2 separate regions of the Homo sapiens genome follow, and region 2 is linked to region 1. Evidence: chromatin contacts called from ENCODE Hi-C data. All regions are on one chromosome and are shown on one strand. The core of a region is the stretch at or near the end of the contact, and the rest is flanking DNA. Distances in the headings are between cores, read along the strand shown. Region 1 holds the start of SNX7 (sorting nexin 7). Region 2 overlaps FRRS1 (ferric chelate reductase 1).

Region 1 (3,023 bases), core at 515-3,014:
GCCTCTGACAAGAGGACCTCATTTAAACATTGATTCTTAAGAGTCAGCTAGAACACCTAGAATCTGGGGAAAGAGAAACCACTTGACAAGTTTAAAACAATCCGAGTCACTGTGGCTCAAGCCTGTAATCCCAAACCCTTTGGGTGCTGGAGGTGGTAGAATCCCTTGAGGCCAGATGGGTCCAGCCCCGACAAAAAAAAAAAAAAAAAAAAAAAAAAAAAAAAAAAAAAACCAGAAAGAAACCCTGATGATTCTGATACACCATTGCTATTTCCAACATCCCATCCCAAAGTTTCACAATGCATAACCATAGACTAATATTCCTTATCCAAACAGCAATGTAAAGAAGGAAAGAAAGTAAATAACCAACTGGCCAACTGTCGTTGATCTGAACATGAAGTATGTGTGGAATATAAAAAGGCAGAGTTTACAACTAAACATAAAATAATTCCATTGTTTTACTACTTAACAGAAAAGTCAAGAGCACAAAACTGTGATAGTCTGTTTAAATATTCGGAATACAAACCTGGGCCTATCATTCCATTTAAACCGAAGTAGAAATAAGTTTTATATACTCCTCTTTGGAGTCAGAGTATGCATGGTCACTTCCTAACTTTGGTTTGCTCTCCCAGAGTAAATGCGGTGGTTAAGTAGGTCGTTTGCTTTACCTAATATCTCCAGGTAACGTTAAAATGAACAGGCTTCTTAGTAATGAATACAGCGTTGTGATCTGAACTCAGGTCTTCTCTCAGCAGCAACTTGAGAAACTGGAGTGACATTCAACCTCCCTGCAAGAAAGGTATTTTTCTTTTCTAAAACCCTTTAAGAAATTACAAACACCAGTCTACACGTACCAAAAGTCTACCACTAGCCCCCACAAGTCAATTTCCCTCCAACAGTAAAATAAGCAAATAAGAGCCTTTGGTCCTAAATTTCCCGGGGGCAAGGAAAAACGAAAGCACTGGCTGTGGGTTGGGTGGCAGTAGCTGACCATCTGAAAAATCCTTAGCTCCTCAGCGGAGGAGCTTCCTGTTAGAAACAACCGTTTTCTCCTGTTCAGGGAGATTTCCTAGAACCTATTCCCACAAGACCCGAGACTCACCCAAGTCTCAAATCCACAAGCAACAACACTAAATTAAGAATAATTTCTCTAAACTTGGCTGCTCTCCCAGAGTTCAGGGCTGGCCTCGCCCGAAAAGCAGCTGGCGGGAGCGGTTTTGAGCCACCAGCCTCCCAGGTTCGGGAGCTGCCGCGAGGAAGATGTCTGTGTCAGAGAAGCAGAAAGGGAAAACAAATCACAACTTTGCAGACTCCACTAAGCCACAGCCCCGCCGAACGGAAGGTCAAAGTGCGGAGGAGGGAGCGGCTGCGGTTTGAGGCCCCGAGGCGACGCGGCCCCGGGTGCGGCCAGAGCTGGCAGGCGGGGTCCAGCAGCCCGGGGGACCTCACTCGTCCCCAGCTCAGAGCCACCGCCCCGGGAGGGCAAGCGCGCCAGAGGCAGCCGTCGGCGCAATGCTGGCAACGCCCGGAGTTGCCTTGGAAGTTTCCCGGGACTCGCCGCCGCCGCCCTCACCTTGCTGAACACCTCCAGGTCGTCCTCGTCCTCGTCCAGATCCAGCACCTCCGCCTGCAGCAGGGCGGAAGAGCCACTGCTGCCCGGAAAGGGGGCGCCGCCCCCCGGGCTCTCCCCGTTGGCGCCCCCGGCCGGGAGGCCCGAGGAGGGCGCCTGCGATGCCCGGCGCTCGCCCTCCATCCCGAGAGTGCGCGCCCAGCCGGCCGCCACCGCCGCCGCCAGCCCGGCTCCCCCGAGCGTGCCCATTGGCTCCCACGTCTCCTGCACCTCCCCGGCCGGCCCCGCTCCAGCCCCTCGCCCGCTGCGCAGACGCGGAACTGCCGGGACCAGCGCTGGCCCGGGCCGGGCGCATCCCCACCTGGCCTGGGGCGGGCTGGAGGGGCGGAACTGGGACTCTCGGACTCCGGCTACGTTGGAGAAAGGGTTGGCTGTACCCTGGAGAAGAGGAGAGACTCAAAGGTAGGAGGTGGGCGTCCTCGCATTGACCCAGTCGGGGGCCACCGAGTGACGGTTTCCGCAGTGGCGGGGTCTGGGAAGAAGCCACGAAGCGAACCGTCCACTTCGCGGGATCCACAGCGAGGCTGGAAGGCACCCGACCCAGCCTTGCCAAGAGAAAAAAAAAAAACAGCAATAACAATACTGTATTTCCTGTATTCAGTGGTTGCCTTTCTTCTTGGTTGTGATTTTCGAGCTAATGTAAAAATAAAGACATGAAAACTTCCCGTTTTGTTAATTGATTTTTGACCCAGTGACTGGCCTGTGCGGTCATTTCACTGTCGAGCCAGGAAAGCTGAGCTTTACAAACTATTTTCAGCCACTTTCAAATGCATCTTTACTCCTGGACGTCTTCCTGAAGTTAATGAGCAGAATGTTACCAAGACCCAAGGACAACTAGCAAGTCTGGAAAATTGCCACCGAGAAATAATCTTCAGTCCTTGCATTGCCAAGGCAAAGCTTTAATTATTTAACTGCTTATTATTCAAAAACAAAACTAAGTTCCAAAACTAATGGAAAATTTTGCCCACGTTGATATATTCTTTAATTTATCTTCAGGTTTTATTTACTTCCGTCAGCCCCACCTCTTTTCTGTAGGCCCATTTAAAAATTTTTAAATACATTAAGCTCTATGTAAGAATTCCTTATTTGGGGAAATAGAGAATATCTTTATTTCTGATTAGAGGCAAGGCCTTAATAATATATTATCTCCTAATCATTCAAATGTATTCCCATTGATTTCAGACGTGCACCCACCCTTCAGTCAGGTTGGTCACTGCCCCATGAGTATCCACATTTGTTTCTGTGCTTGATGATTTCTGTACTTTAAATGCCATCTCCTGCCCATCCTTCAGAAATTAAATATAGTCCCATCTCTTTCAGAAAGACTTTCTAAATGACAGTCTGTTCTCAATTTAGCATTTAATTTTATTCCATCTTGCAGATTGTATTTGTT
Region 2 (3,169 bases), core at 169-2,668, 1.1 Mb before region 1:
AACTTTGCTCCAAAACTTACTTAATGTGAAATGTTTTGTGTATTACAGGAGCTTTAATACCCTTGCACAATTACAGCCCAACAAGTGTATGTTTTCCAAATTTTAATTAAAATTAATTAAGTTTAAAAGTTCATAACCTAACTACTGCTCCGATCATTTTTAATTTGGGATGTGTCTTTTGTTTCCTTATTTGAATGCTTATTATGGAAAGGTATTCTCATTAATTTGGGAGCTACCCGTACTTGAAGGTAGTTATTCTTCTGTCATTGCCAATGAACTGCTTGTTTGATAATTAAGATTTTTTTTTCCTCTGTCATTTTTCTAGTTCAGTGCCTCAGATTGTGGGAACAAGAAGTTCTGTATTAGGAGTCCTTTGAACTGTGACCCAGAGAAGGAGGCTTCCTGTGTCTTCTTGTCCTTCACAAGAGATGACCAATCGGTGATGGTTGAAATGAGCGGCCCCAGTAAAGGCTATTTATCCTTTGCATTGTCTCATGATCAGTGGATGGTTGGTACCTCTCACTTACATAAGTGGTAACAAAAGGAGAATCACGGCTAGGCATGGTGGCTCATGCCTGTAATCCCAGCACTTTGGGAGGCCGAGGCAGGTGGATCACGAGGTCGGGAGTTCAAGACCAGCCTGGCCGAGATGGTGAAACCCCACCTCTACTAAAAATACAAAAATTAGCCTAGCGTCGTGGCGGGCGCTTGTAATCCCGGCTGCACGGGAGGCTGAGGCAGGAGAATCACTTGAACCTGGGAGGTGGAGGTTGCAGTGAGCCAAGATTGTGCCACTGCACTCCAGCCTGGGCGACAGAGTGAGACTCCATCTAAAAAAACCCCCCCAAAACAAACAAACAAAAAACCAAAAGGAGAATCATTGAAACTGTTTGTTCCAGGGTCAAATGATCATCCAGGAGAAGCTAACTTAGAACAGATTCTAAGTTAAACGGCTTTGAGTACTGTATGATTTTAACAGTTGGGCAATTACTTCCAAGAACAGGCTGTCCTAAGGAAAGTTTGGAAGATCATTTTATTTCCAGTGTATTTGCCATTTTATGTCTGTCTGTCTCTTTGCGATAAAGCAGGAAATACAGTTAAGAAAAGTTGTTCTGCATAAAATGTCATGTTTTTTGTAATGCTTTTCAAACCAGAATTGTTTATTCAAGTGGCCAGAACTAAAACATGTGTTCCTGCTCTTTTGTCCTATTTTAGTAGTCATCAGTGCCTTTCCTAAAAAGAGAATTAAACTTGTATATCCAGGCAGCATGTATTACAGTAGGCTCCTTTGTCAAATCAGCAGAAGGCAGCATTTATTTTAAGCCGATTCTCACTCATCCTGGGTAGTGCTGAAATGGATTAAATGATTCTGTAGGTGGCAGCCTTGTGCTGTGGTGTGGAAGAGCAGAGGCCTGCATAAACATCTCGCTTTCCTAGGGAGCAGGAAGAGTATTGTGGCCAGGACGTGTATAAGTCCTGTTCAAGCAGAGTGGGCCTTGGGGCATAGGGATGACCAGAAATGGAGAAAGCCCCTTATTAGCACAGGCGTTCTTGTCTTGAGGGTTTTCTTCTTATCAGGATTTAAACTTAACACCACTTCTTTAGGGAATCATATTTCAGAAAAAGAAAAGGAACTCTGACATGGCTGTAATAGAAAAACTAATGCTCGTCCTGAAAGTGCACTTGATCACATTGGTCCTGGAGCAGTGTTTGCAAGTATTGTAAGACGCTGGATGTAACTAACTTTCTTTTTTTTTTTTAATTGTCCTAATTCTTTTTTTTATTCTTTTTTATTTTTATTTTATTTATTTTTATTTTATTATTAGTACACTTTAAGTTTTAGGGTACATGTGCACAATGTGCAGGTTTGTTACATATGTATACATGTGCCATGTTGGTGTGCTGCACCCATTAACTGGTCATTTAACATTAGGTATATCTCCTAATGCTATCCCTCCCCACTCTCCCCACCCCACAACAGTCCCCGGAGTGTGATGTCCCCCTTCCTGTGTCCATGTGTTCTCATTGTTCAATTCCCACTTATGAGTGAGAACATGCGGTGTTTGGTTTTTTGTCCTTGCGATAGTTTGCTGAGAATGATGTAGGATACCATTTCAGTATGTATATATGACCTACATATTTCACTAGACACCTCTAGAATGCACTTCTATCTTCTTTCATTAAACAAAAGATATACCTTAAGTCTATGAGATACAAAAGATACCATGTACTTAAAAAAATAACATATAAGAAATAATGAATCCTTCCCCTTCCAAGTTGCTTGTATAGGAAATTTTATACTTGCTCAGCTGATGCGCTGATTGTTCAAAACATCTTCCCCACTTCCTTTTGTGATTGCCATCAGACCTGTAGCATATTCTTTTGGATATTCTTAGTGTTGGCAAAAATGAACAATGTTTAGTGTATAAGGTGAATGAGGTTGAGTTGAAAATAAAATGTGACTATAAAGCAATAATGATAGGTGGTGGTAGTGCTGCTGTCATGTGAATGTGATAAAACTGGCTAGAAAGGAAATTCTGAAAATGAGTCCAAAAAGGATTAACCTGTTGAATGAATGTATAGTTTCATTAAGGTTCATCTCTGAGTTACAGCACTCATTTAGATATATGCTCTAGCCACTTAAAAAAAAATCCAACTTATTCCAGTCACTTTATAGCCAAGATTCATGCTATAGTATACGGATACATTTCCTTTTACTGGTTACGTAAAACCTGTAAGCAAGAGGGAAAGACTGTTACTGCATTCAGTATGGTAATGAGTAGCCCACAGGTAGGTCAGTTATTCTGTTCTAAATTGTAGGCATTGATGGCACAAAAGCATTTCTCTCTAATTCAAGATATATTTATCTTACTTAGAAATCTTATCTGTTTCCAGTATAGTACTCCTCAAAAATGTTTACAAAAAAGGCTTAATTACGCAGGTGCAGTTGATTTACAGAGAAATCCTGTTTAATGATTAAAATAATCTGTACACCTGTTTGACTAACTTGGGGGAAATGAATCATCCTCAAAATATATTTTTAAGTGGTTATTTCTATTTTTGGTTATTACTTTTAAAACTTTCAGGTATTTTTGTGACCTGCTATTTCTTTGGAGTGTATAATGTAAATTTAAATACTGAAGGTATCTGATGTCACGAATACTCATTC

Evidence for each region. Hi-C counts contacts between places; a loop is a spot of excess contacts on that map. Pooled maps may share reads with other maps.
Region 2: a map of chondrocyte shows a loop between it and region 1 (2.1-fold over the local background). The contact joins the enhancer-like site here to the promoter of SNX7 in region 1. A Hi-C loop is called at or near these places in 2 of 168 maps with a recorded cell type or tissue (IMR-90 and chondrocyte) and 5 of 50 pooled maps.

Annotation. Positions count from the first base shown.
Region 1 is chr1:98,660,462-98,663,484 of GRCh38, reverse strand. SNX7 (sorting nexin 7) reads right to left here and starts at 1,764. Exons shown (of 9, transcript NM_015976.5): 1 at 1,574-1,764. The coding sequence starts at 1,753. SNX7-DT (SNX7 divergent transcript) reads left to right here and starts at 2,713. Exons shown (of 1, transcript NR_189290.1): 1 at 2,713-3,023. RefSeq lists silencers at 1,383-1,452, 1,683-1,802, 1,823-1,962.
Region 2 is chr1:99,735,425-99,738,593 of GRCh38, reverse strand. It overlaps FRRS1 (ferric chelate reductase 1), which reads left to right. Exons shown (of 17, transcript NM_001361041.2): 7 at 326-508. Among named protein-coding and RNA genes, the nearest start is that of FRRS1, 30 kb to the left of the region's middle. Within about 2 kb of position 1,418, at least 3 of the 41 ENCODE cell types and tissues checked have a DNase peak (open chromatin) inside an H3K27ac peak, as active enhancers do.